Linked DNA regions of Mus musculus: regions 1, 2, 3 and 4 are each linked to region 5. A link is a loop called in an ENCODE intact Hi-C map of the cell type or tissue named here. Cell type or tissue: heart. All regions are shown on one strand. Region 1 overlaps Gm33501 (a long non-coding RNA gene). Region 2 overlaps Hand2os1 (Hand2, opposite strand 1). Region 3 holds the start of Hand2 (heart and neural crest derivatives expressed 2). Region 4 overlaps Hand2os1 (Hand2, opposite strand 1). Region 5 has its middle 110 kb from the start of Hand2os1.

Evidence for each region. A loop is a pair of places that touch in the nucleus more often than their neighbours do. Peaks named below come from ENCODE experiments on the same cell type or tissue, not always from the same donor. Only the 100,000 strongest peaks of a DNase experiment are listed, where the experiment ranks them.
Region 1: a loop joins it to region 5, with 2.7 times the contacts of the local background. A loop is called at or near these places in 3 of 42 quality-filtered maps.
Region 2: a loop joins it to region 5, with 2.7 times the contacts of the local background. A loop is called at or near these places in 5 of 42 quality-filtered maps.
Region 3: it touches region 5 in a loop (2.3-fold over the local background); 5 of 42 quality-filtered maps call a loop at or near these places.
Region 4: a loop joins it to region 5, with 2.3 times the contacts of the local background. A loop is called at or near these places in 5 of 42 quality-filtered maps.

What each region holds. Positions count from the first base shown.
Region 1 is chr8:56,881,677-56,886,676 of GRCm38, forward strand. The region is part of intron 1 of Gm33501 (a long non-coding RNA gene); the gene reads right to left. Among named protein-coding and RNA genes, the nearest start is that of Gm33501, 4.6 kb to the right of the region's middle. In heart, a CTCF peak has its summit at 2,708 (motif pointing right); no DNase peak of the experiment used is centred here; H3K27ac peaks cover 1,712 bases.
Region 2 is chr8:57,311,927-57,316,926 of GRCm38, forward strand. It overlaps Hand2os1 (Hand2, opposite strand 1), which reads right to left. Exons shown (of 6, transcript NR_154048.1): 3 at 2,589-2,688. Among named protein-coding and RNA genes, the nearest start is that of Hand2os1, 6.4 kb to the right of the region's middle. In heart, a CTCF peak has its summit at 2,510; DNase peaks (open chromatin) are centred at 765, 905 and 2,505; H3K4me3 peaks cover 4,804 bases; H3K27ac peaks cover 5,000 bases.
Region 3 is chr8:57,318,516-57,323,515 of GRCm38, forward strand. Hand2 (heart and neural crest derivatives expressed 2) reads left to right here and starts at 2,468. Exons shown (of 2, transcript NM_010402.4): 1 at 2,468-3,946. The coding sequence starts at 3,392. It overlaps Hand2os1 (Hand2, opposite strand 1), which reads right to left and starts at 2,344. Exons shown (of 6, transcript NR_154048.1): 1 at 2,174-2,344; 2 at 1,669-1,773. In heart, no CTCF peak of the experiment used is centred here; DNase peaks (open chromatin) are centred at 1,916, 2,446, 2,976 and 3,626; H3K4me3 peaks cover 5,000 bases; H3K27ac peaks cover 5,000 bases.
Region 4 is chr8:57,299,930-57,304,929 of GRCm38, forward strand. Hand2os1 (Hand2, opposite strand 1) reads right to left here. Exons shown (of 6, transcript NR_154048.1): 6 at 4,332-4,503. Among named protein-coding and RNA genes, the nearest start is that of Hand2os1, 18 kb to the right of the region's middle. In heart, no CTCF peak of the experiment used is centred here; no DNase peak of the experiment used is centred here.
Region 5 is chr8:57,211,804-57,216,803 of GRCm38, forward strand. No RefSeq gene overlaps it. Among named protein-coding and RNA genes, the nearest start is that of Hand2os1, 110 kb to the right of the region's middle. In heart, no CTCF peak of the experiment used is centred here; a DNase peak (open chromatin) is centred at 2,358; H3K4me3 peaks cover 286 bases.

The DNA of each region.
Region 1 (5,000 bases), 330 kb before region 5:
ATCACAAATTTGAGGGGGAGTAGAAGACATGAGTTAAGGGGAAAAAATGGGGTACAATAATATAAATATAGTAATTATATACTAAATTCTCAAATAAAAATAAATAAAAACATACTCAAGTCATTTCAATGAGAATGAATGAATAAATAGGTATGTTTTGTAATGTATTAAGACATATAGGACAGAGTCAATAAGCAAATTATTTCTGTGTAGTAGAGTGAACCACAGTGAGATTATTTCCTTTGACCAATAGAGCAAAATAATACAAATATGATAAGCAGTCAACACGTTTTTCTCTTTTTTTTTATATTTTTTATTAGGTATTTTCCTCATTTACATTTCCAATGCTATCCCAAAAGTCCCCCATACCTCCCCCACACTTCCCTACCCACCCATTCCCCCTTTTTGGCCCTGGCGTTCCCCTGTACTGGGGCATATAAAGTTTGCAAGTCCAATGGGCCTCTCTTTCCAGTGATGGCCGACTAGGCCATCTTTTGATACATATGCAGCTAGAGACAAGAGCTCCGGGATACTGGTTAGTTCATAATGTTGTTCCACCTATAGGGTTGCAGATCCCTTTAGCTCCTTGGGTACTTTCTCTAGCTCCTCCATTGGGGGCCCTGTGATCCATCCAATAGCTGACTGTGAGCATCCACTTCTGTGTTTGCTAGGCCCCAGCATAGTCTCACAAGAGACAGCTATGATGAAATATGAGTTGTAGAATACAGTGAAGAGACTGTAGCCAGTATTAATCAAGTATTCTAGGATTGTTTAAAGGAAGGAAACAGGAAAACTCTCTAGTACTATACAGCTTTCCTCAAAAGTAAACAATAGGTATATATTTTATGAATATAAATTTTAATTTGCTAGTAGTATTCCTAAGGAATAAGTATTGTGAACATCATGAAGGTATGTGAGAGACAGGCTTCAGTTAACTTTGCTGTATAACTGGAGGTTATGATCAGTGCAGACACAGCTAAAAGAATAACTGGCCTTTGGTGAGCCAAGCCCCCGCACAGGAAAGAACATTCTATGATCAGTGTCTGATCTCATTTCAGAGCACCAGGCACTGCAGATTACCGGAGAGATGGTTTATTTTTTTTCCCACAAGTCCTATTGTCAGAACTTAAAACACAAACTGAATTATTAGAACATCACAGCAAAATCCAGTCACTGTATATTTTGGAAGAAAAAAATACAACAGAGATAGAAAATATAGCTGGGGGTGCTCTTATATCTTGTGACATATGATATATTGATTGATTTAGATTCCCACTTTAAGATACAATAATGGGCCACAATTATAGCCCTGAAAGTTATATTTGAGGAATTTATGATTTTACTCTTCTTTGGATTGTGAAAGGCACACACGGATTACTATGTCACTGTGTGAATACACACCACTGCCACCAGCATCCCACCCTACCCTGGACATTCAGTGTCCTGGCCTGTAGTATTGCAAATACCTGCAAGCAGTGAGCATTCAGACACACACACAGCAAAGGCAGTCTGTCTGCGAATATCTGGCATACCATCAACAAAATGTGCAAATATGTAAATACACCATTTAGTGTTTAACTGACACTTCTTAGTGTTTATTTACCATAGTCTGCAGTTGCATAAGAAAAGACTAAAATTTCTGTCTGAAATCCAAAAGGGTTTTGGTGTGGGTTCAGCTAAGAATGGCGTGGATTTCCATCTTGGTTCCATTTTAATGATTGTGTGTGTGTGTGTGTGTGTGTGTGTGTGTGTTTCCCAAAAGCTCTAAAACGGGAAACATTTCTGGGAAGCAAAGTATTTGGCCAGGAGAATTTGTCTTTCCCTGTCACAATCTTTAGCTACCATTCAGCTAAATGTTGTTTGGAATAATATGGCCCTAATGCCCCTATCTCCTGCTGAATTGCTCAGACGGGTAGGAGATTAGAGTGAAAAGAGGTGCCGGTATTATCTATGCGAGTGCGCCAGGGTCATGCTACACTAACAAGACCGCCCCAGCCCGGGTGACAGAACCCAGCTGCTGGTCCGCAGGCCCTTCATGTCAGAGGGTTCCACTTACTGTGGGGCCAGTCTGCAGAGAGCCTGGATTCTAAGTAGGTCTCTTCCAGCTCTAAGTGAGACACTGACTTCATCATTTTTTGCCCCCTCACCCCAACCCTCCTCTCCCGCTTTTTTTTTTTAAGGAAGGGCTTACGTGTAAAATCACTTACCTGTTTAACCTATGAACTTAAAGAAAACTTGGATCCCCACTTAAAATACCTAAACTCGGGTTTGCCTTCGCTCCATCCTCCCAGTAACTGTACTAATAAGTCGTTTATCACAAAGACAAAACACCGGGTTTCATTTTATGTTGTCCTTACAGTACACAGGCCCTCAACCATGAGGTTTGGTGAGATGAGGTTTTAGCTCAGGGTTCATTTGTTTTATATCTGTCTTGTACGAAGCGATGCCCTGTGCACAGAGAACACGGTGTGCCTATATTAAAGAATTGTCTTGTTTTTTTTTTTCTCTCTCTCTCTCTATTTTTTAAAGGAAGTAAGTCTTCCTTTGAGTGTTGCTTAATAGATATGTATATTTATATTCGTATATATGATGTAAATAAAGACTTTAGCATAGGATTTGGTGAGTGGCTTTCTTTCCTTTCCCTGCCTGTTTCTGGAGTGAAGGGTTTTAGGTTAGTAACACACAAAACCTGGTAGAGTTGTTTAGCCAGTAGAGGGAGATAGAGCTATCCAGCAGCTTTACTGGGTACTCTTTTTTTTTTTTTTTTTTTAGTGTGACTGTTTCTTAAATGCTCCACCAATAAGAACACTTTGTACATATCTTTTCCTACAAGAGTGAAGCTTTAAATGAAAACTATCCATACCTCTAAGGAGAATCAGTCAAGAGAAGATTATAAGAGTAGCCTTAGGAAAAGAGAATCATTGGAAAGAGAAAGAACTTTTTAAATTATCCTCCTCTTCCCATTGGACACGCAGACTTTGTGTGCCCCGGTACAGGGGAACACCAGGGCCAAAGGGGGGGAGTGGGTGGGTAGGGAAGTGGGGGTGGGTGGGTAAGGGGGACTTTTGGTATAGCATTGGAAATGTAAATGAGCTAAATACCTAATAAAAATGGAAAAAAAAATTATCCTCCTCTAACTACCACAACTTAGAAAGACTACTAAATAAACTTGCATTTACTTAGTGGCAAAATAGTTAAGGAAACACTCTTCAGAGATAAGCTCAAGGAGACCTCAAAGCTTGATCCTGCCTTACACTTCTGGTGTATCAGTGATCTCAATGTGTTAATGGGTGGCATAGATTTCGTCAGTTCATTGAAAGCGTTTGCACAGGCAAGCTTAAAAACAGAAACAAAAAGCATTTCAGGTTCCATAGGGTTTTTTTTTTTTTTTCATTTATCAACGCTTGAAATTTTAGTTAAGTGATTCCAAAACAGAGTCTCCATTTTATATGATGCTTTTAAGTTCTCAAAGTATTTTTATAAGCACTATCTCATTTTAAAGCAGTCTGCTGTTCTTTAGGCTATAGTCATCTCAGCTAGCATTTTAGAACTTAATGAAATTGTGTTACTAACCCTTCCATGACGAGTATAAAATGTGTCGAGGTGGAAACTTTGCCGAGAGCTACTAAATTATTCTTTCAACACCCAGAAACCTTTTGCACTTTTATTTCAACAGAATGAAGTTCTATTGAGTTTCTGTGAAATTAAATGCTGTTATGAATTTGTTGTGGCCACTACTGCTGGGGATTTTGTAGAAATAACTAGATTTGTGGGTGTGCCCAGATGTGTCCATCATAGAATAAGACTTTTGAAATGACACTTTTGAAAAAATTGATGAATATGATAAAAATGTTTTGTTATTAAAAAATTATATTGTGGTATTTTTAAATATACCCAACAGTGGATAAATATTTTTATTGGTTATTTTCTTTATTTACATATCAAATGTTATCCCCTTTCCTGGTCCCCCCTCCCAGAAGCTCCCTATCCTATGCTCCCTCCCCCTGCTTCTGTGAGGGTGTTCCCACTCCTGCCTCCCTGCTCTTGAATTCCCCTACACTGGGGCATCGAGCCTTCACAAGACCAAGGGCCTCTCTTCCCATTGATGTCCAGCAAGGCCATTCTCTGCTACATGTGTCTGTAGCCATGGGTCCCTCCATGTATACTCTTTGGTTGGTGGTTTAGTCCCTGGGAGCTCGGGGGGGTGGGGAAGTACTGTTTAATTGATATTGTTCTTCCTTTGGGGTTACAAAACCCTTCAGCTCTTTCAGTCCTTTCTCTACCTCCTGCATTGGGGTAGAGAAAGTCCTACCTCAGTCCGACGGTTGGCAGTGAGCATCTGCCTCTGTATTTGTCAGACTCAGTGGAAGAGAGCTGGACCCGACCTGAAGTCAGTCCCCAAGTCCCTATAGGGCTAGCACTCATAGTATCAGAAGGTGTTATACAAATTGCCAATGGAGAAAAGCAGCCAACTTTATCCATCTGTAAAGTTTAGGAGGCACAGCAATGACTTATTCTGCATGATAAGCCCCGTGGGGCTATAGAGACCCATACATCTGGTGGAAACAACTGTCTAATTAGACTTAGCTAATCAATAGGAGGGAATTCACACCTGGTACTGGAAAACCTAAGCTGGAGAAGTCATAGACCCTACAGGAGAACCCACTACTGCCATTCTCCTAAACCAACATCGGTTTTGGTTTTGGTTTTGGTTTTGTTTTTTGTTTTTTGTTTTTTTTTGTTTGTTTGTTTTTTGTTTTTTTTTTTTTTTTTTTTTTTTTTGGTTTTTCGAGACAGGGTTTCTCTGTATAGCCCTCTTGACCTCAGAAATCTGCCTGCCTCTGCCTCCGGAGTGCTGGAATTAAAGGCGTGCGCCACCACGCCCGGCTACCAACATCATTTTAAACTGTATTCTAAATATGTTTATGCCCACAAATAAGTGTAGCTCTCATCTCTTGACAAAGAAACTTGTTTTTTCAGAAAATGAAGACAGAGCTCCG
Region 2 (5,000 bases), 100 kb after region 5:
AATGCAATATTTGCTATTTTTTTACTCCAAAAGTGCTCCTTAGTATAGAGCAGAGTAAATATTACAATTTCGTTAAACAGCCGCCAAGATTTAATTGTCTGTGAAATATAAGGCTTAGGAACTAACTTAACTACTGTTCTCCTGACACAGAAGAGGCTCCCAACACCGAGGGGAGACTACCCCAGAGAGAAAGAAAAGTGAGCTACATGCCCCCTAGCACATGTGTGGAAAAGCCTGTCCTAGGAACTTCGGGAATGGTTCTTGCAGGAGATTTAAAGGAACTCTGTACAAAAAGTCAAACAAGAACAAACAGCTCTGGCAAATACGACAAATCATGCTAGCAGTTTAACAGCGAGGGAGCAGGCAGAAATCCAGCAACCGCTAACACTTACTGGAGAAAATGTTACTGAAGAGGACAGGAGAGAGGGGAAGAGAAGCAGGGGACAGAAAGGAAGCTGAAGAAACAACACTGGTGTCCATATGTGGAATCTGCATTTTACAAATGTTGCATATACCTTGGTGGCTCGGCCAGGAAACTGGAAAGCCAGTGTCTAACTCCACGCTGAGAGCCCTTTGCACAGGGGTTTGGGCTAGGGCTCCGCCAGCTCCTAGCGACCAGGTCACTTTAGTGCGCCCCCCTCCCCACTTTCACCCGCTCCCCACCCCCACCCCTCGCTCCTCTCCAGCAGTGGCCCTGCGGTCGCTTCCACCAATGGCTCTGGGTTCAGAGTGAGCGGGCGGCAGCACATTTGCCCTGGTGGCACCACAGGCACCAGCCAAGCCCGTAATTTCAAAGCAAACAAGGCTGAAATGTTGGATTCGCCTCCATCCTGACAAGATCTACGCTTTTGCCGCCAATTTGTTTTTGCAGCTCTAGTTCAGGGCACTTGATTGAGGAAATGTCGAAAATAGCGGCGAGGGTTTTCCCTAATGAGACCGGGGGTGTTGGGGGAAGCGGTGGCCTTCCCTCAGCACCCGGGGCTCCGAGGTGAGCAGTTAACCCCTTCATGCCCGCATCGGGCGAAAAGGTCTTGGAGGAAGATATCAACCCCTGGTTAGTTCCCAGCGGAGGATCTGTCCTGACCGGAACGTGGTGGACTTGCTTCCTCCAGTCCACTCCACAGAAGGGCATGGGAATGGAATGAGAATTTGGCCGGAATAAAAGGGGAGAGATCCAGCATTCATCCCAGGGCCTGGACCACTGGTCGGTGTCGGTACACGAGTAACAGTTCCCACAACCCCACCCCCACCTCGATTCCCCTGCGTGGGAGTCGTTGCAGCACTCTGAGCATCGCTGCCCCACCACCGGAAGGCCTCACTCGGACCGCTGACTCCCAAGCAGCTATCTCCGGAGGTGAATTTAAAATAAAAGCAACTAAATATTAAAAAAGGAAAAGAAAAGAAAAGAAAAGAAAAGAAAAGAAAAGAAAAGAAAAGAAAAGAAAAGGAAAGAAGAGGAAAGAAAAGGAAGGGAAAGGAAAGGAAAGGAAAGGAAAGGAAAGGAAAGGAAAGAAAAGAAAAGAAAAGAAAAGAAAAGAAAAGAAAAGAAAAGAAGAAATGAAGAGGCAGGAGGAAAAGATGTAAATAATTATTGAGCGCAGCTTGGTATCAGGCAACACTCTCCCTTGATCCTTTTAATCTAGCTCACATCCCTCTTTCATTTCCACCACTGTTTGAATAAAGAGAGAAACTAAGGCACCCAGAGCACTGACCTCGGTGTTGAGGCGGCCCTGGCTACCTCTTGAGTTTGGTGTATTTAGGATGGGTACAAGATAAGCCAGGTCAGAGTTGGTCCTGCCGCCTGCAAGCCAGATTGATTGGGAAGACACTTTCCCAGTGCCCGCAAAGGCTTGAGGTTGAAGGTCTGTTCCTTTCTAAATGACTTCCAAGTCGCTCACCAGCTTTAATGGCCTTCAAAATAGAGTAAAACAACACAACCTGATTGCAATTAGAACACCCGGATTTCTCTAAATCGCCTTTCCACCAGCTTTGAGGGCATCTTTTTGTGCGGAAGCATTAGTTGTGTTGTTAGAGGACACAGACGCGTAAAGTGAAAGATCTGCACCCTGAGAACTACAAACTACATCTGCGTGGTTTCACCAGAAAGTTCAGAGAATGGAAGGCTTGATATGGGTGCAAGGGGGGAAGCTAACCAGAAGGCCTCTTATGAGGTGGAAACACTCAGGAAAGACCTAGAGGCAACAGTGAAGTGTAGGTTCTTCTCTAGCTTGGGAAGGTAAGCCTTTTTTGTCAAAGAGGTTGTCAAATCAAAAGGTGCCAGACCCACATTTGGCGACAATGTGGGAGTCTGGTTATCACCAACATTCATTTCACAGCTCCACTTCTATCTTGGAGAATGGCAGGTTGATCTAGTCTTGAGCCAAAATTCCAACCAGGTTTAAGATCGAAAGCCCGAGGTTTGGAAATGATCAAAGTTGGTCGTCTGTGACTAGCTTTGGAACTTGTATCAAAGGGAATTTTCAAGAGCAGAGACAGTAAAACGGCACTAGGGGCGCTCTCACCAGAGACCTTGACTGCATGAGCCCTACACCTTTGCTCTTTTCCCTGGGGTCTAATCTGACATATACCTTGGCCAATCCGAAGTTCTTTCTGAAGTCACACTCTCCTGTAGACGGGAAGAGAAGACCCCCAGGAGGTGACGAATTGCTCGAGAATGAACTGTGCCTTCTGTCGGCAAAAGAAAAAAAAAAAAAAAAAAGCATCAGTCCCACGGATTTAGTGAAGTCTCCAAATGTATTCGAAATGGAATTCTCCTTTTCCTGTATGCAAACATTTGCCTCCTTTGAAGTTGGATGCTTTGCAAGAAAAATGCGGTTCCACTTTTTTAGTCCTAGGGTTTGGGGCCTGTGTTGACTTAAATGAGCACTCTCACACAAGTATTAAAAAGAAAAGCATTCTCTTTTGGAAAATAGAACAAAGTAGCGCTTCTCCAATCAGAGTGCAGATACATAATCTGTAACAACAAATTTGCCTCCTAGTGCTGCGCATTTCCAGCAAGCATCCTGCCTTCTCTATTTACATTATAACTTTGCTGCCTGCAATTATTTTTATTTTAATTTTCTGTCACTTTAACAGAAACCAGATCCTTTTCTTTTAATGTTTTGTACACAGCATGTTCAATTTGATAAGATGTTCTTTCCTATCCTCTTTTAGCTAGCCTTTCCTTGTTTAGAGTTCTGTATCAGAAGTTTCTAATATTTCTCCCTCTTTTTTTTTTTTTTTTGAGAATTTGTCCCTGTCTTGCTTTATTTGTTTGTGTGAAATTTAGTTTGAAAGGAGATCAGAGAGAGCAGGAGGGGTTTGTAATAAGAGAATGACCGAATGACCCAAAGGCTGATTATCTATCATTAACTGGAGACTTGGTGTACCCAAATTACCAGGAAGACCTCAGTCTGCCGGATCCTTACCCAGCCAGAAAGGCAACCGTGGAATGCACACTCTGAAAAAGACTCATGACATTGCAAGTGAGGACGGTGCTTGAACATATTTTCTTAAAGGAATGCTCCTTCCAAACTCAGCTCCAGTTGAAGGGATAAATTACTAGATCATAATATGTTATGTACAGGTAAAAATCTGTATCCCAGTGCTAACTTTACCAATGTTTTTTGCAACTAGCTTTCTCATATTGTTTCATTAGAACCAAAATTGCAGTTAATTGTCTAAACTCCAGAGAATATTGAGAAATCAAGACAAGCTGCTTTTGATCTGCTAAACCCAGGCCTTGTAAAAATCGAAGTTTGCCATTAATATTGACAATAAAAGTGTTTCTTTTTGTTAACCTGAAACCTAACCTATCCTGGCTCAAGTCCCTTGTCTCTAAGCAAAGACTGTAGAAGAATGCAGGAAAGGCTTGGAGTGAACTGTCAGAGGTTAAAAAAAAAAAAAAATCCATCTATGCCGTGCAGCAAATAAAGTCACGTTGGGGAGTCTTCCAAGGAGTACCCTCAACATGGCAGTTAGAACTGGGAAGGAAAGGGGCTCCAGTCACAAGTCAGTCCTTCAGTCCCACAAATGATGCCTCAGAAGCTCCACGTGTTAAGCAGCCATTTCATTCCTACTTATCCTCAATCCCAGACTGCATGGCATGCTTGCTTAAATCCACTGCTAGCTAGTTCCAAAGAGTATAAATACAAAATCATAGCCATGTTCTCGTCTGAATTCTAAATGACTTGTTTACAGCTTGGAAGAAATAATTCTCTTTATAATTAACTTTTATTTGTATTATTGCGGGGTTTTTTTAATTGCTTATTTTTAAGTTCTGTGAGTGAAAGCCAGGGTCTACCTCTCAAATGCACATCCAGCACTGAAATATTTCTGTGTGTGCAATTCTTTGTGTATGTTTTATAAATCCTGTGGGATGTATTGTCTTATAACATTTTATTCTAAACTCAGGATTCTACTGCAAAGTGGCAAAGATCAGATCTATCATACTTCTTGAGACAAGTATAATAACATATATTATGTTTAATGGTATTATATATAGTATTATCCTTTGCAATGCCAGTTCACAGGACATTTTATGCTGCCTTTAGTCTGAATGAGTATTTTTAATTTACGGATACCTGTCACAGTACCAAATCCTTCTTCATCAATGAGAACTCTCCACATATTTTCCCGTTAATGCAAGAATGCAATCATGGGTTATTGAAGAAAATAGAATACCAACTGCTGGTCATAATGGATAGTAGGATTTTCCATAAAGAATCTAAGGACAAACTAGTGCTTCATTCTTCCATAAGTCTCAGGTTCAGTGACAGGGTTAAATAAAATATAAACCACAACACTTCTGGGGAGTAAAATTGGGGAAAGCAAAAGAGGGAGCAGAAAAATAGGAAAAAAATGTACAGGGACATAGGAAACCTTGACTTTGCTATTTCCTAGGCACAACTGGACTGAAGGGTTCATTTTTTTTTATCATCCTCTCCACAGCCATCCCTGCCTTTGAACCAGCCCCCCCCCCCCGCCTCCTCTGTCTGCAC
Region 3 (5,000 bases), 110 kb after region 5:
ACCACCAAAATTTACCCACTGGTCCCCTCTCTCCAGCCACCTACAGAACGCTATCCTACCACTCTAGTCTCTGGGTTTGAGTTCCTAAGATCCATGAAGCTTTAGACCCCTGGATTGTAGTAATTAACTGATAATGGTGCTGTCAGTGAGGAGTGATGGTCAGATTAGCATTTTTTACAGCCCCTTTTCTGTCCCATGTTGTCCATTTCTTTTATCACTTGTGAGGATGCTATCTGGAGCTACGAATCCATACCCCTACTTTTTGTTGTTGTTGGTGGTGGTGGTGGTGGTGGTGGTTTCAATTTTAAAAGCAGGAAGCGGGTTGGGGGGAGGCTAAAAGTAGCACCTTCTGATCCCTAAATCCTGAGGCTGCAAGTGAACAGATAGCTTCTCTATCCCCAGCCCTATCTTTCTGTGGATTCTTCTTCTATCTCCCAACGCCCTGAAAGTCTATTTCCTGAGGCAGCCAAAAAACACCTTTCCTAAGTTTTTTATCTGTGATTGGACAGGACATAATCATCTTACCCAGTCTACCTGTTCCCGAGGCCTAAATGTTTTTATAAACAAGTTTTTTTTTAATGTATCAAATGTCAGAGGCTTTAACTACCAATATTTACTGATTCAGGGTACCCCTCCTGCTGAAAATGTAAACAGAATTCTCCACCACATTACCTCTACTTCTTTAAAACCACTCTCCTTGTACCCCAAGCTGCAGACCCACCGAAGCTGGAAAGCAGAGCCCTATGTAGGTCACTTTGTTCTGCCATCAAACTCAAGCCTCTGAGCTAACCAGCAAGACTAGGTCCAGCTACTCCCCATCCTGAATTTGCTCTGTCTTAGTTGACCCTCTGCTGGGGGCTGGCCTGGAAAACTGACCCCTTGCAAACAGAAGAAAGGCCACAACCTTTAAGTTCTCCCCCTCTCCCACCACCCAGCTCTAAAGTCTTTTTTTTTCCTCCGTGAGATTACCACAGGGCAGTTAGGTCTCAGCTCGGGTACCCTGGGAGCAAGAAGATGGGCTCTCCGATTCCTTCTGATGTGGCCTTCCAGACAGAATAACAGCCAGACAGACTCTAGGGACATGGGAAGGACTGTCCATGCAGGATTCTTAACTTGGGGTTCTCTTTAATGTCTGGGACCAGAGTGCTTCTGCCTCCAAAAAGCGATGCCAACGGTGGGAGTCACTTGTGTCCCCTCTGCTTGCCTCCTCAGGTCCAAGGCCAGCTATCGGTGTGATCAAATTTACAGCCTAAGGGCTTCTGTTGACACCCTATTACACAGGGACCTTCTTCGTGTGAGTGAAAAGAAGAGATCCTCATACAGGCCAGCCGGAGGGTGGTTTTGCCTCCTTCCACTGACCGCCCCTATCCCGCGCTGCTGGGGAATCTCCTAGGTGCCCCGAGGCCCGCTAACTTACAAGTGGAGATCCATTTTCCGTTCTAATGCGTTCAAGATCGCCAAGGCAAGCAGTCTAAACATCCACGAGCCTTCCTCCCTGCCTGTCTCTTAAACGTCCGTTTAATGGCTCCCCTCCGATAACTAAACCTGCTTTCCACAGATGCCCGCTTTTATGAGGGAGGCAGGAATGCAGAGATATATTTATATGTTTGTTCATAAAAACTAGAAAATAAGCTCCGAACACGCTGTAAAAACTATTCAGTTACTTACCAAACAGGCTAGTTAAGCAGGAGGAACACGGATATTCGCCACACCACAGATTCGAGAAATCGAGGTGCCCCACTTTGAAAATCTTCGCAATCTCTGTTAGGGTTGCTGCAAATGAGTGTGGGCACAAACTGAAGGTCTCATCCGCGTTCTCTGCAAGTTGTCATCCTAACTTGGGTCATCCACTTCAGTGCCTAAGCAAACAGGCCACTGCAACTTTGCCAAAGTGTGCCGGGTCAGAGGAGCGCTGGCGCTCTAGCCTGGTCAAAGAGACTCGGCTCACTCCCAATCGCACCTTAATGGGATTCCATACCGCCACCTCCAGACTCTTGTCGCCACCACCACCCACCCCAAATCCCCTCCCCAGCCCAGCACAAAACTATAGGAGACTGTCGGCTCAGTTTTCTGCCTCGGTTACCTACAAAACACTTGAAAAGGCATAATCTGCGTTCCTTTCTCTATTCACCCCACCCCTGTAATCAGAAAAGAAAGCGAAATAATACTGTACCTGGTTTAAGATTCTTCAGTATTGGGGGGAAATATTTTAATAGCGAAGCATCTGTTAAACACTTGCATTAACCTATGGCTGATAAAAGGGTTTTTTTTTTACCCTGCCCCCCCCCGTTTTAATTATCTTATGGTTATGAGTGGACAACCAATCCTAGAAGAGGACCTCGGCAATTAGCAACGTGAACATCAAAAAGTTTTATTGCGGAGAGCGCGAGGCGCCGCCCCCGCCGCCCCGGGATTGGCGTGAGGAGCCTCTGACGACATATATTAACCCGAGCGGCCCTAAAGATGTAGCTGTACATGGAGATCTTGCTGGGAAAATCGGCTTGCTCCCCTCACCGCGTCCAGCCCAAGAGAACCGCCGCCGCTGCCACCCAGGAGCTTCCGCGGCCACTGTCTGAGCACACCCCTCCGAGAGTCCATTCGCCGCTTCCCAGCTCCGAGGTGCCTTCAAGGGCCCAAGATTCTTGTCCGGAGAGGAGAGGATCTTAGAAAATGGATGCGCTGAGACCTCTCTGCAAAGCCTCCGAGAGAGCCTGAGGAGCGAGGACGGACACGTTCCTTACAGCTTTAAAAACAAATCACACTCAAGGACCAAAACAACAACCAAATAATTTTTATTAAAACAATAAGCGCCCAAGAACCCAGATCGAGCTGGTGGGGGAGGGGAAGGGGCAGGAAGGGGGAGGGTCGCACCGAGGTAGCTCCACGCTAAGCTGCGACCCCGCCGCCTCCCGGCACAGCCGGGCCGGCTCCTGCAGCCCCAGCTTGGACTCGCCCCGGATTCCAGGTCATCTTCGGAGTCAGGAGTCCCGTGGCCGGCGTCTGCGGGACTGCCTCGCGGGAGCCGGCCGGCACTTTTGCATGAGCACCGGAGCGCTCTGCCTGGTCGCTGCAGCGGGGAACGCGGGAGCCGGCGCGCGGGCTGTAGAGCTGGGCGGGCGGCGGCGGCCAGCAAGGGCGCACCGTGCCGGGACCAGCTCGCCGCGCCCCATGGGGAGCCGGCGGCCGCGGCACAGCTGAGGCGGGCCCGGCGGGCCAGGCGCGGGCCCCGGGCTGCAGCGGCCCCCTCTGCGGCTGCAGGGCCGGCCCGGGAGCCCGGGGGTTGGGGGGTGGGGGGTGGGGAAGGCCGCCGATCGCCGAGGTCGGAGCCCGATCGGAGGGCGCGGCGGGGCTGCGCGCACGCTGGGGCGCGTGGAGGGCCACGGAAGGCGAGATGAGTCTGGTGGGGGGCTTTCCCCACCACCCCGTGGTGCACCATGAGGGCTACCCATTCGCCGCAGCCGCCGCCGCCGCTGCCGCCGCCGCCGCCAGCCGCTGCAGCCACGAGGAGAACCCCTACTTCCACGGCTGGCTTATTGGCCACCCGGAGATGTCGCCCCCCGACTACAGTATGGCCCTGTCCTACAGCCCCGAGTACGCCAGCGGTGCCGCGGGCCTGGACCACTCCCATTATGGGGGAGTGCCGCCCGGCGCCGGGCCTCCCGGCCTGGGGGGGCCGCGCCCGGTGAAGCGCCGGGGCACCGCCAACCGCAAGGAGCGGCGCAGGACTCAGAGCATCAACAGCGCCTTCGCCGAGCTGCGCGAGTGCATCCCCAACGTGCCCGCCGACACCAAACTCTCCAAGATCAAGACACTGCGCCTGGCCACCAGCTACATCGCCTACCTCATGGATCTGCTGGCCAAGGACGACCAGAACGGAGAGGCGGAGGCCTTCAAGGCGGAGATCAAGAAGACCGACGTGAAAGAGGAGAAGAGGAAGAAAGAGCTGGTCAGTACTAAGGGATCGAGGCTGGTGAGGGACTCGGGGTTCTTGGGACCGCTGTTCTGGTCTTTCCATTCAGGCTGAGAAATTGTGTGCCACATTCTTTGCGTAGGGAGCCAGGTTGTGGAGTAGGGATGGTTTCCTCAAAAGCAAGACAGGAGGATGTCAGCAGCAGAATGTCTTCCTTCGAAGTTGCAAGCTCCTCTCTCCATTTAGGACCGACCTTCCAAAATGTAGGAGCTCACCAATCTCCCAGTCACACTGGCCAGGTCCCCTCATTCTGTGTTCATTAAAGCTATCTTTGACCGCCAACCCAACTTTTCTTCTAAATATTTCTAAAATAAGTTACCTAATGACCTCTCGGTTCCAGTGACTCCACTATTGGTCGCATCCCCCATTCCAAAACCGAGGCTGCCTCTGACTCTAAGAAAACGTTATGCTCCTTCACATTGCTAGGGCACGCGGGAGGTAACGGTAAACATTAAGTACCTTTAACTTCTAGCGTACAAGTACAGCTTTAGTTTCTCTTTGGCAATAATGTTAGAGCGTAAATTCTCCCCTAAGTAATTCGCGAGTGTTTCTAAGTTTATTTGAGTGAGTTTGTGCACTTGAAGAGTAAAAGTTATGCACATTGTGGTCATTGTTATCAACTCTAACATGAAGTTATGCCGAGCCACTTAAAGTGTTCTCGGATTCCTACCAACTGCCGGTAAAGTAATGGAGTTCTGGATAGGGCATGACCAGGAAGAACCTAAGAAACAATTCCATTTGTGGAGATTTTCTCCTTTGCCGCTTGCAGCCCTTTGATTCATGCATAATGGAATGGACTTCCGAATAACCAGAGATTTCAAGGGCCCTGGAGGAGACAAACTGCTGAACTCAATGTACAGAGCTGCTGCTGGCTGGCGGGAGAAACCCAGGCCAGAGCAGAGGGGCTTTTGGATATGGGTTCGCTATTGAAACAGAGGGCAGATTAAGCGCTGGCCTCTGCTTTCTCCCCTGCAATAGCAGGAAGGGAAAAATAAGAACCTAGGCTTCACCATAGCCGGCTAGAAATCGG
Region 4 (5,000 bases), 88 kb after region 5:
GATTCTGTGGCAATATTGTCTCACAAAATCAACTTGTTTCTGAAATAGTCATTAGCATTTATGCTCAACAAGGTACGAGTTCATAGAAAGTGTAGCTGTCTACCTGGAGTCACTAATATTTCACCTGCAATGCCTTTTATGTATTAGATGTTTGTCTATCTTCTGTTACTGTGATGAAAAACCAATGCAGTTTGGGGAGCAAAGGGTTTATTTGGTTTATACGTCCATATCACTGATTATCATTGAAGGAAGTCAGGACAGGATCTCAAATAGGACAGGAGCCTAGAGGCAGGAGCTGGTGCAGAGGCCATGGAAGGGTTCTGCTTACTGGCTTGCTCATGCTTTCCAGGACCCCTTTTTTATGTCTCTAAAACCAGTACCACCTGAGTGACTCTTAAACTACTAAATTTGGCTAGCAACAGGAGGGTTAACCTTGGCCACCTCTGGAACACATGAAGAAACATTTCCCAGAAGACTTCACCTCAATAATGCTGGTCTCTACTTAATCACAGCTAATTAAGCAGACCCAGCTGACCAGCATCCATTGTCCCAGCATAGCAAAAGTTTTACCTCAGTAGCTTTGGTCTCTTGTTAATCAGAGCTGATTCTTCAGCCCTGGCTGACCAGACACTATAGGTTCTTCACACATAAGTTCTAGTAGAGTCTTTGCTTTCCTCTGAAATTTCACAAGAACAGGCCTCCATCAATGGCACTGCTGTCAACATTCTTACCTTCCAAGCTCCTCCATTAATAGCTCACTGAGCTCTCAACACTCCAAAGCTTTTCTATCCCAAAGTTCTCCCACACTCTTCCTCAAAACAACATAGTCAGGTCTGGCACAACAATATCTTACTGTCCTGATTCAAACTTGTCTTTTAGTTAGGGTTTCTATTACTGTCATGACCAAAGCAACTGGGGAAGTAAGCATTTATTTGGTTTATATTTCCATATGAGTATTAATCACCAAAGGAAATTCAGACAGGAATCCAAAGAGGGCAGGAACCTGGACGCCATGGAAAGGTGCTGCTTACTGGCTTGCTCCTCATGACTTACTCAGCCTGCTTTCTTATAGAACCCAGAATTACCAGCCCAGGGATGGCACGACCCACAATGGGCTGGGCCCCCCTACATCAATCATTAATTAAGACAATGCCGTGCAGCTGGATCTTATAGAGACACTTTCTCAAGTGAGGCTTCTCTTTTCAGGTAACTCTCGGTCATGTCAAGTTTCCATAAAACTAGCCAACACAATGCTCAATGAGTTATGTGTTGAATGAAAGAATGAGAGCAGATAGCACACTGAGTCCATGGGTAGTTTTCACTTTTATGTGATCCTGGTAACATTTTTTGTGCCTTGGTTAGTCTTTTTTATAAAACAGGAATAGCACTGCAGCTTTTATGAGGGGTTGTGAGAAATAAGAGTCCACATGAGAAACACACTCCGAACAAGGGCCTGGCATATAGAAAACATCAGAGTGTTATCATCTGTGGTAGTGGTGCTGGTGGTGCTGGTGCTGGTGGTGGCGGTGGTGGAGGTGGTGGTAGTGCTGGTGGTACTATTATTATTATCTCTCATTTCCGGTGTGAGGTAGAGCAGGGTTCAGTCAACCTAGAACTTCATGCAAAACTGAGGTGCTCATTGCCCTAAAAAAGCATTCACTGCTCCAATAAATGAGTTCCCCAAAAGACTTAATGTCTCACAATATTCTAAAAGACTTTCCAATGCTGGCTGAGATTACTCACTCAGAAATCCCTAATTTCAGTGAGTTCCAACCTGCCTGGGCTATAAAGTAAAACCTATTCTTGCCCTTAATTTTTTTTTAAATAAATGAGGTAGAAAGTGGAGGAGGAGGACAACTATGATCAAAATATCTTGTATGACATTCTCAAATGATACAAAATAAAAACATTTTAAAAAGTTAAAAAGGCTACATCTAAGTTGCTACTCAGAGTCCATCACTAATATACATAACAACTAACTTCCTTATATATGAAATGCCATCTGTGCGAATTCAGTAGATACAAGAAGATCCTAACATTGCTAATTGTTCACTGCTATTGACCTCGATTATATATTTTAGATCTCAGCGAAGGTTTCCACTTTGCCTTCTCTTACCATCACTCCCTAAGGGGTCTATGATTATCTAGCAGTGCCCATGCCTGGCCGTGTGCTCTCCGGTCACCATCAATGGCTGACTGGAACAGGAACAGGGGCATCTTAAAACAAAACAGCTGCATCCCAGGCGCTTCAGACTCAGGTGGAATATGATAGCTGCTATTAAGCTCCTTTGAGCTCGTCTTGACTTTGATGATTTCCCTCTTCCTCCTCTTTGCCAAGCTCCAACTTTATCTTGTAAAATAGCTCCAATGTTCATTTGGTTTTGTGCTAATGTTTTAGTTGTATTGTTATTAATTTCAGGATTTGGGCTGGTTTCAGTCTTACGGGACTTCCCCTCCCCACCCCCCCACCCCGCCCTTTGTCTATTTTGTCTGGAGAAACTGTGAAGTGAGGTAAAAGTCTTGCTAAATTCTCCTGAGTGGACATGGAAGTAGCAATGTTCTGTCCCTAGCATTGACCTAATTCAAAGGCCCTGCCCTCCAAAGCATTTCCTGGTAAGCACCTGTAGTGGTCTTTACATGTTGGAATGGCTTCTATATCCTGTGTCACCAACCTCCTTTTTCAACACCCCCATTCCACTGCCCACTCTTTGAGTGAAATACTTTATTTCTATATTCATAAATGCATCATTGGCTAAAATCTATTTGGTCACTATTTGTGGAGAATAAGAGCTTAAATGCACTGTTGAGATAAAATTTTCATCCAGGCATCATGGTGCATGCCTGAAATCCCAGCACCTGGGAGGCAGAGGCAGGTGGATCTCAGAGTTGGAGGCCATCCTGGTCTACAAAGGGAGTTCCAGGACTACACAGAGGAAACACTGTCTCAAAAAGAAACAGAAAGGAAGAAAAGAAAGAAAGAAAGAAAGAAAGAAAGAGAGAGAGAGAGAGAGAGAGAGGGAGGGAGGGAGGGAGGGAGGGAGGGAGGGAGGGAGGGAGGAAGGAAGGAAGGAAGGAAGGAAGGAAGGAAGGAAGGAAGGAAGGAAGAAAAGGAGGGAGGGAGGGAGGGAGGGAGGGAGGGAGGGAGAGATAATAGAACACAATGTATGTTAAGCTAATTGAAGCAGTTCTAGAACCTTCTAAGCTTCCTATTAAGGAAATCATACTCTTTAAATTGGCTCATCACAATGGTCGTACATGCCTTTAATTCCAGCACTCAGAATATAGAAACAGGCAGATCTCTGTGAGTTCAAGGCAGGCCTGGTCTACATAGTGAGGTAAGTTCCAAGACACCCAAGACTCTGTAGAAAGACAGTGTCAAAAATAAAAGGAAATAATGAGTGTAGCCTCTAAATTAGTGGTTTTCAGCTTGTGGGTTGAGAATCAGTGGTTGCATATCAGATATTCTGCATATCAAGTATTTACATTATAATCCATAACAGTAGCTAAATTACAGTTATAAAGTAGCAGTGAAAATAATTTTATGATTACGGGTCATCACAACATAAGAAACTGTATTAAAAGCTCCCAGCATTAAGAAGGTTGAGAACCACTGCTCTAAATTAATATATCTTCATTCTACCATTGTGTTGAATACAATGGTTTCTAAAAGCTGTCACTTAAAGATTATTCATGGTGCTACAATGAAGCCAAACAATCATGCAACTCATTGGGCCTTTTTCCAGCTCCCAGTGGCCACCTGGGATTCATCTCTGTTCTCTGGTTCTGTGTTTCAAATCAGCTGCTCAAAGATACTATTGCTGTCAACAGGCTCCCTGATTTATTTAATCCTTCTCCAAAGTAGGTTCTGAAACTCTTACAGTTTAACCCCTACTTAAGCCAGCAGCAACCCTGCAGGGACTGGCTCTTTCTCGCACTGGCAAGTGTCTCTTTGAGGGCCCTGTAGCACCACAGTTGCCTGGGACAGGGAGCCCATCCTTTGCCCCTGCTGCTATTCTTTTTCCTTTCCACACACTATCAACACAGTTTTCAATAGTGCTTCCCACTACTCCTTTCTGAAAATAGCAACACACAAGCACACTGTGTGTATCTAAGTCAGAACTCAATAAATGCCCATACTTCACATTTGAAGAAGAATCTCATTTCGATAATTTAATCAACAATGAATGAGAACACTTGTAGCTTCTCGTGGCCCACTTCTGTAATACCAACACTTACGAAGCTGGGGCAGGAGGATGGCAAGTTCCTGGCCAAGCAGAGATACATAGTGAGTGAAACACCATTTCAAAAACAAGGAAAAACAACACTCTCACTGGATTTTTTAAAAAATAATTTTTAATATACTATGTGCATGGTTGGATAGGTGCCACTGTGCACATGTGAAGATCTGAGGACATCTTTCAGCAGTCAGCTCTCTCTTTCTGTCGTGTAGGTTCCAGGTATTCAATTTAGGTCATCAAGCTTGGCAGCAAGCACTTTCTCCCACTGAATCAGTACAACATGGAAATACAGATTCAAAGAGAATAAAAGAAAAAGGAAGGAGTTTTAGTAAGTCAGAAGATGAGACTAATCAAAACAAAAAAACTTTAGAAATAAATTATTGGTCTAAGGAACTCTAGTTTTGTCTTCTAATGTATAGTTCAATCAGCTCATCAATTTTAAAGTTCTATGCAAAGAAAAAGTCCCCTAACAAGAGATGGCTTCTTGTCTTTCCCCAAATCTTTTCCCAAATAGATCTATAATCCATAATAAAATTCAGAGATTAAAAAAAAAATCAGACTAGTTTGATAAATGACCTGAGACTCTTTCTTAAGGTTAGAAAATGTCAGACTTATTCACACTCCTATCCTTCCCCCAGTCTGACTCTAGACTAGAATACTTTCTGGTCTAGACTCTAGTTCTAGAAAGTATGGGATTGACTTCCTAGAATATCCACTGACCTTTTGTTAAGCTTTTTGAATGTTCTCATGCAGCAATTAAAA
Region 5 (5,000 bases):
TCTCCCTCCATTCCCAATGCAAGCTAGCTAAGTGCTTGCACTTTTCAAAGCAGAACCCTGTAGAAAGAGTGTTGGAAAAGCATGCACATGCAGTCTGCTAATGTGAGGTGGATGTAGAAAGAGTGAGTTACCTAGGATACCTTCTAAATGCTCTGTAAGAGACTCTAAAATAAAATAGATAGATAGATAGATAGATAGATAGATAGATGATAGGTACATAGATTCGTAGATTCATAGATACATAGATGATAGATACATAGATTCACAGATACATAGATAGATATAGGTAGATAGATAGATCGATACAGACAGACAGACAGACAGAGATACGTAGATAGTGACATAGATAGATAGATACGTAGATAGAGACATAGATACTAGATACATAATTTGGAATAGCTTGTTCCAGCACCATGAAACACAGAAAACTTGAAAAGTGAGCAGACAGGCCACAGTTAATGGGGCAGAAGGAAGTCTGCAGTGAACTTTCTGCAAAGAAGAATGCCTCAAAAGGTTTGTTTTTAATAGAGCCCTCTGAACTGTACACCTGGAATGGGGACCTCGAGCTGTCAGAAGATACCTTTTACAAGCTTGCAGGATGCGTGTGGAAAGGTGGGAAGTGCACAAGGTCCTCTGCACGCTGTTTTCTTATGCTGCTGTTATGCTTTTGTGGGTACAGATAACAGTGTAACCTCAGTGAGATGCCATGCCACTTTTTGGAATGGTCCCGGGGTTAGCAATCATGTAGACTTGTGGTAGCTAGAACAACCTTCTTTTTAAGGTTTTAACTGTGGACAACTGGAGATCCAATCCCACAAAAGAACTCGAGGAGGTAGAGCCTATGTCTCAAAGATAACCAGTCAAGGGATAGTCACTCCCCAGTTCCACTTATCTTTGATAGGGGCCACATTGAAGGCATCCTTCCAGCATGCACTAGTACCAGGCCAAAAGCGCTCCAGGGGCCGGAGTAAACCCAAAGCAGAATCTCCCAGGCCCACTGCAGGAAACAGTGACACGGACATGTGTGAGAACCAAGCCCAGAACCACAGACATAGTGTTTATTACCCCAAATGCCCATGAGATTATATTCCAAATGCTGACATATTTATGATCTGACCAAAACATGAGAGACATGAAGAGAAACCACACTTGTACGTAAAAGGATGCTGTGGGTAAAAGTAAACCAAAATATCCTTTTAAATGAAAGGTTCCTTACTCTGTATTTCCTGTGGCTTTTAGGAATTAATATTAGTTTAGAACAAGGTTGGCAACCTGGGACCTCTGAGTCAAATCCGTTCTGCCAACTCTTGTCATCCTGCCCCCAACTATGAATGATATTTGTATTTTTTCAAATGGTTGGAAAAAGTCAAGAGGACTATATCCCAGTACATAAGTTTATATGATATTCAAGTTGCATAGTCTGCAAAGATTTATTGGAACTCAGCTACACCCACTCGTTTATATACTGTCAGTGGCTACACTGTCAATGGCAGAGCTGAGTAACCGTGACAGGGACCATCTGGACTTCGAGACCTAAAAGTTTATTATCTGACCCTTCACAGAAAGTTTGCCAACCCATAATTTAGAAGCAGCCTCACTCTCAGAGACTCTTCATGACATGGGTGCTCCCCCAGGGAACAGGAGTCGGAGAAAGTCTCATCCTTCCTTTAAGGAAAATAGAATCGTCCTGGTCAGGCTCCACAAAGCACTCTCTGGGTACCTTGGATAACAAGGACTTTCTATCAGCCTTCCCTCCCATAAGTCCCTACCAGCTGAATACATACTGACACTCCTTCAGAGCAGGGAAGCCCGTAAGCAAGAATAAGATTCGGATAAGCAGTGATGAAAATTAAATAGGTTTTCAGATTTATAGTTCCTGATTTCTCCATTTCAAAACATAATGCTTTGCAAACACCTGTTACCCGTTTCATTTTTCCCAGACACGAATCCATAATGGAAACTCATGTCCGAGCCCTTGAAAAGATTCCCCTTGTGAGAAAGGAGGTCAAAAACAGGACAGTGGGAAATAGCATCAAAAGGAGGGGGGCGGAGGAAAGTAGCAGCATGTAAGAAAGGACTTAATGGATACTATTTAATCAACAGGTGTGGGGCAACTGAACATCGAAAAGAATAAAGGTTTGTATAAACAGGTGGCTGTGGGGTTCAAGTATAAAAATTGGCAAACTTAATCATGTCCCAAGGGAAGCCAAATCTAATCCGATCCTTACCACGTGATTATCTGTCTGGGCAGAGAAGAGGGGACTGGGTATGTAAACCAGGTCTCCGCCCCCGAGTCTGCAGTGATCTGTGGATGTGCTTACACACGTTGCCTACACGTGAGCATTGCAGCCCTCAGAACGGCAGAGTCCGTTCCGAAGGCTTGTTTACGGGAGAGCATCAGAATTCTCTGGGGAAGCACGTCAGCGTGAATACGCTTTAAATAGCGCAGGACAAAAATGTTCTTGTGAGGAACACAGCCTGTGATAAACTTTGAAGTACGAACGAGAAGTGGAAGTGAATGTTAAACGCAGGCCTTGTCCTAAAAACTTCGTGAAAAATGAAACGTACAAGAAAAGTTGGATCTCTGCCATGACACCCATTACAGTGTAGACGAAGGATCTGACCTTTCATGTTAAACTTACTGTGTTTTTGACACATTTAGTCAATTAAAATGGGTGAAGTGTAATTTGTTTTTCTTAAGTTTAATACAGCATGTCAATAGAAGTTAACCAAAATTTATAGTTGGAACACTAAAGCTGCCACACATACTTAAACAAATGGACACAATTTATCATGGTTGAAATAAAGAGAACATCACGGGCACTGGACTTTACACTTCACGTAAGCGTGTTGCCAAATATAGGAAAACAAGCTCCCTCTCACACTTCCAATAGGAAAGACACGCAGGGTCGCATTAAATATTGGTGTGAAAAACCTGGCAGGGATCCAGTCCTAAGGAGTGTTAGCGTTGGCACTTGCACTGTGTACTTGTACTATAAATTGTTGTAGCGTTTATTTGACATGGAATACCCAAAGGATTGATGAGCAGAAACGGAAGATTTTTTTTTCATCGCGCCATATTACCTTTTTCATACATCTATACTAAGCTTTTACGTCTTCAGAGTCTAAACAAACAGCCACCTGTATTCAATCGGCACAAGATATTTTTCATGAAACTATAGTTTGCCTTTTTATAAACCTATAAAAGTACACATTTTCCATTTTATTAGTCAGCGAAGCAGAGGCGGATTTAATAATAAAACGTATAAAATGCAGTTTCTTTACAGACAGTTTAACATTTTATTTTTGGCTTGTTTAAAGTGTCACAAGGACAAACAAACTTACATCACAATTCCTGTCTCTTTCCTACAAGAACAAATGGCGGTGATTTTGTATATCTTTACATTGAAAAAATTCAGCTCACCTTCTGCAATTTATATGAGAGTTTATAAATCCCTGAAGATTCAAGAATAACATGGAATTAGTAGGGGAGAAATCACATACTGTAATCAAATACAAACATTTGAGTTTGGTGTCCATAACTTGTATGTCAGTTATATACACCTACAGTAATCAGTGGGTTTACAATAAGTTCAAAGGATCCAACTATGATGGTGACATCAACATACAGTCTAGAAACTAGAAGGGGATATTGGAATCAATATCATTTGTGGGTATTGTTGTGAGCTTAGCCTTTAAGGACTAACCCATCTCTCTAATCCCACAATCAATCTTAAAAACTTGGAACTAGCCCCTTCTGCTCGACTCGAGCCCCGGGCTACCTTGCCAGCAGAGTCTTGCCCAACACCCGCAAGGGCCCACACGGGACTCCCCACAGGATCCTAAGACCTCTGGTGAGTGGAACACAGCGCCTGCCCCAATCCAATCGCGCGGAACCTGAGACTGTGGTACATAGGGAAGCAGGCTACCCGGGCTTGATCTGGGGCACAAACCCCTTCCACTCCACTCGAGCCCCGGGCTACCTTGCCAGCTGAGTCGCCTGACACCTGCAAGGGCCCACACAGGATTCCACACGAGATCCTAAGACCTCTAGTGACTGGAACACAACTTCTGCCAGGAGTCTGGTTCGAACACCAGATATCTGGGTACCTGCCCTGCAAGAAGAGAGCTTGCCTGCAGAGAATACTCTGCCCACTGAAACTAAGGTGAGTGCTACCCTCCAGGTCTGCTTATAGAGGCTAACAGAGTCACCTGAAGAACAAGCTCTTAACAGTGACAACTAAAACAGCTAGCTTCAGAGATTACCAGATGGCGAAAGGCAAACATAAGAATCCTACTAACAGAAATCAAGACCACTCACCATCATCAGAACACAGCACTCCCACCCCACCTAGTCCTGGGCACCCCAACACAACCGAAAATCTAGACCCAGATTTAAAAACATTTCTCATGATGATGATAGAGGACATCAGAAAGGACTTTCATAAGTCGCTTAGAGAATTACAGGAGAGCACTGCTAAAGAGTTACAGGCCCTTACAGAAAAGCAGGAAAACACAGCCAAACAGGTAGAAATCATTAAAGAAAAACAGGAAAACACATCCAAACAGGTGATGGAAATGAACAAAACCATATTAGAACTAAAAGGGGAAGTAGACACAATAAAGAAAACCCAAAGCGAGGCAACGCTGGAGATAGAAACCCTAGGAAAGAGATCTGGAACCATAGATGCGAGCATCAGCAACAGAATACAAGAAATGGAAGAGAGAATCTCAGGTGCAGAAGATTCCATAGAGAACATCGACACAACAGTCAAAGAAAATACAAAATGCAAAAGGATCCTAACTCAAAACATCCAGGTAATGCAGGACACAATGAGAAGACCAAACCTACAGATAATAGGAATTGATGAGAATGAAGATTTTCAACTTAAAGGGCCAGCTAATATCTTCAACAAAATAATAGAAGAAAACTTCCCAAACATAAAAAAAGAGATGCACATGATCATACAAGAAGCCTACAGAACTCCAAATAGACTGGA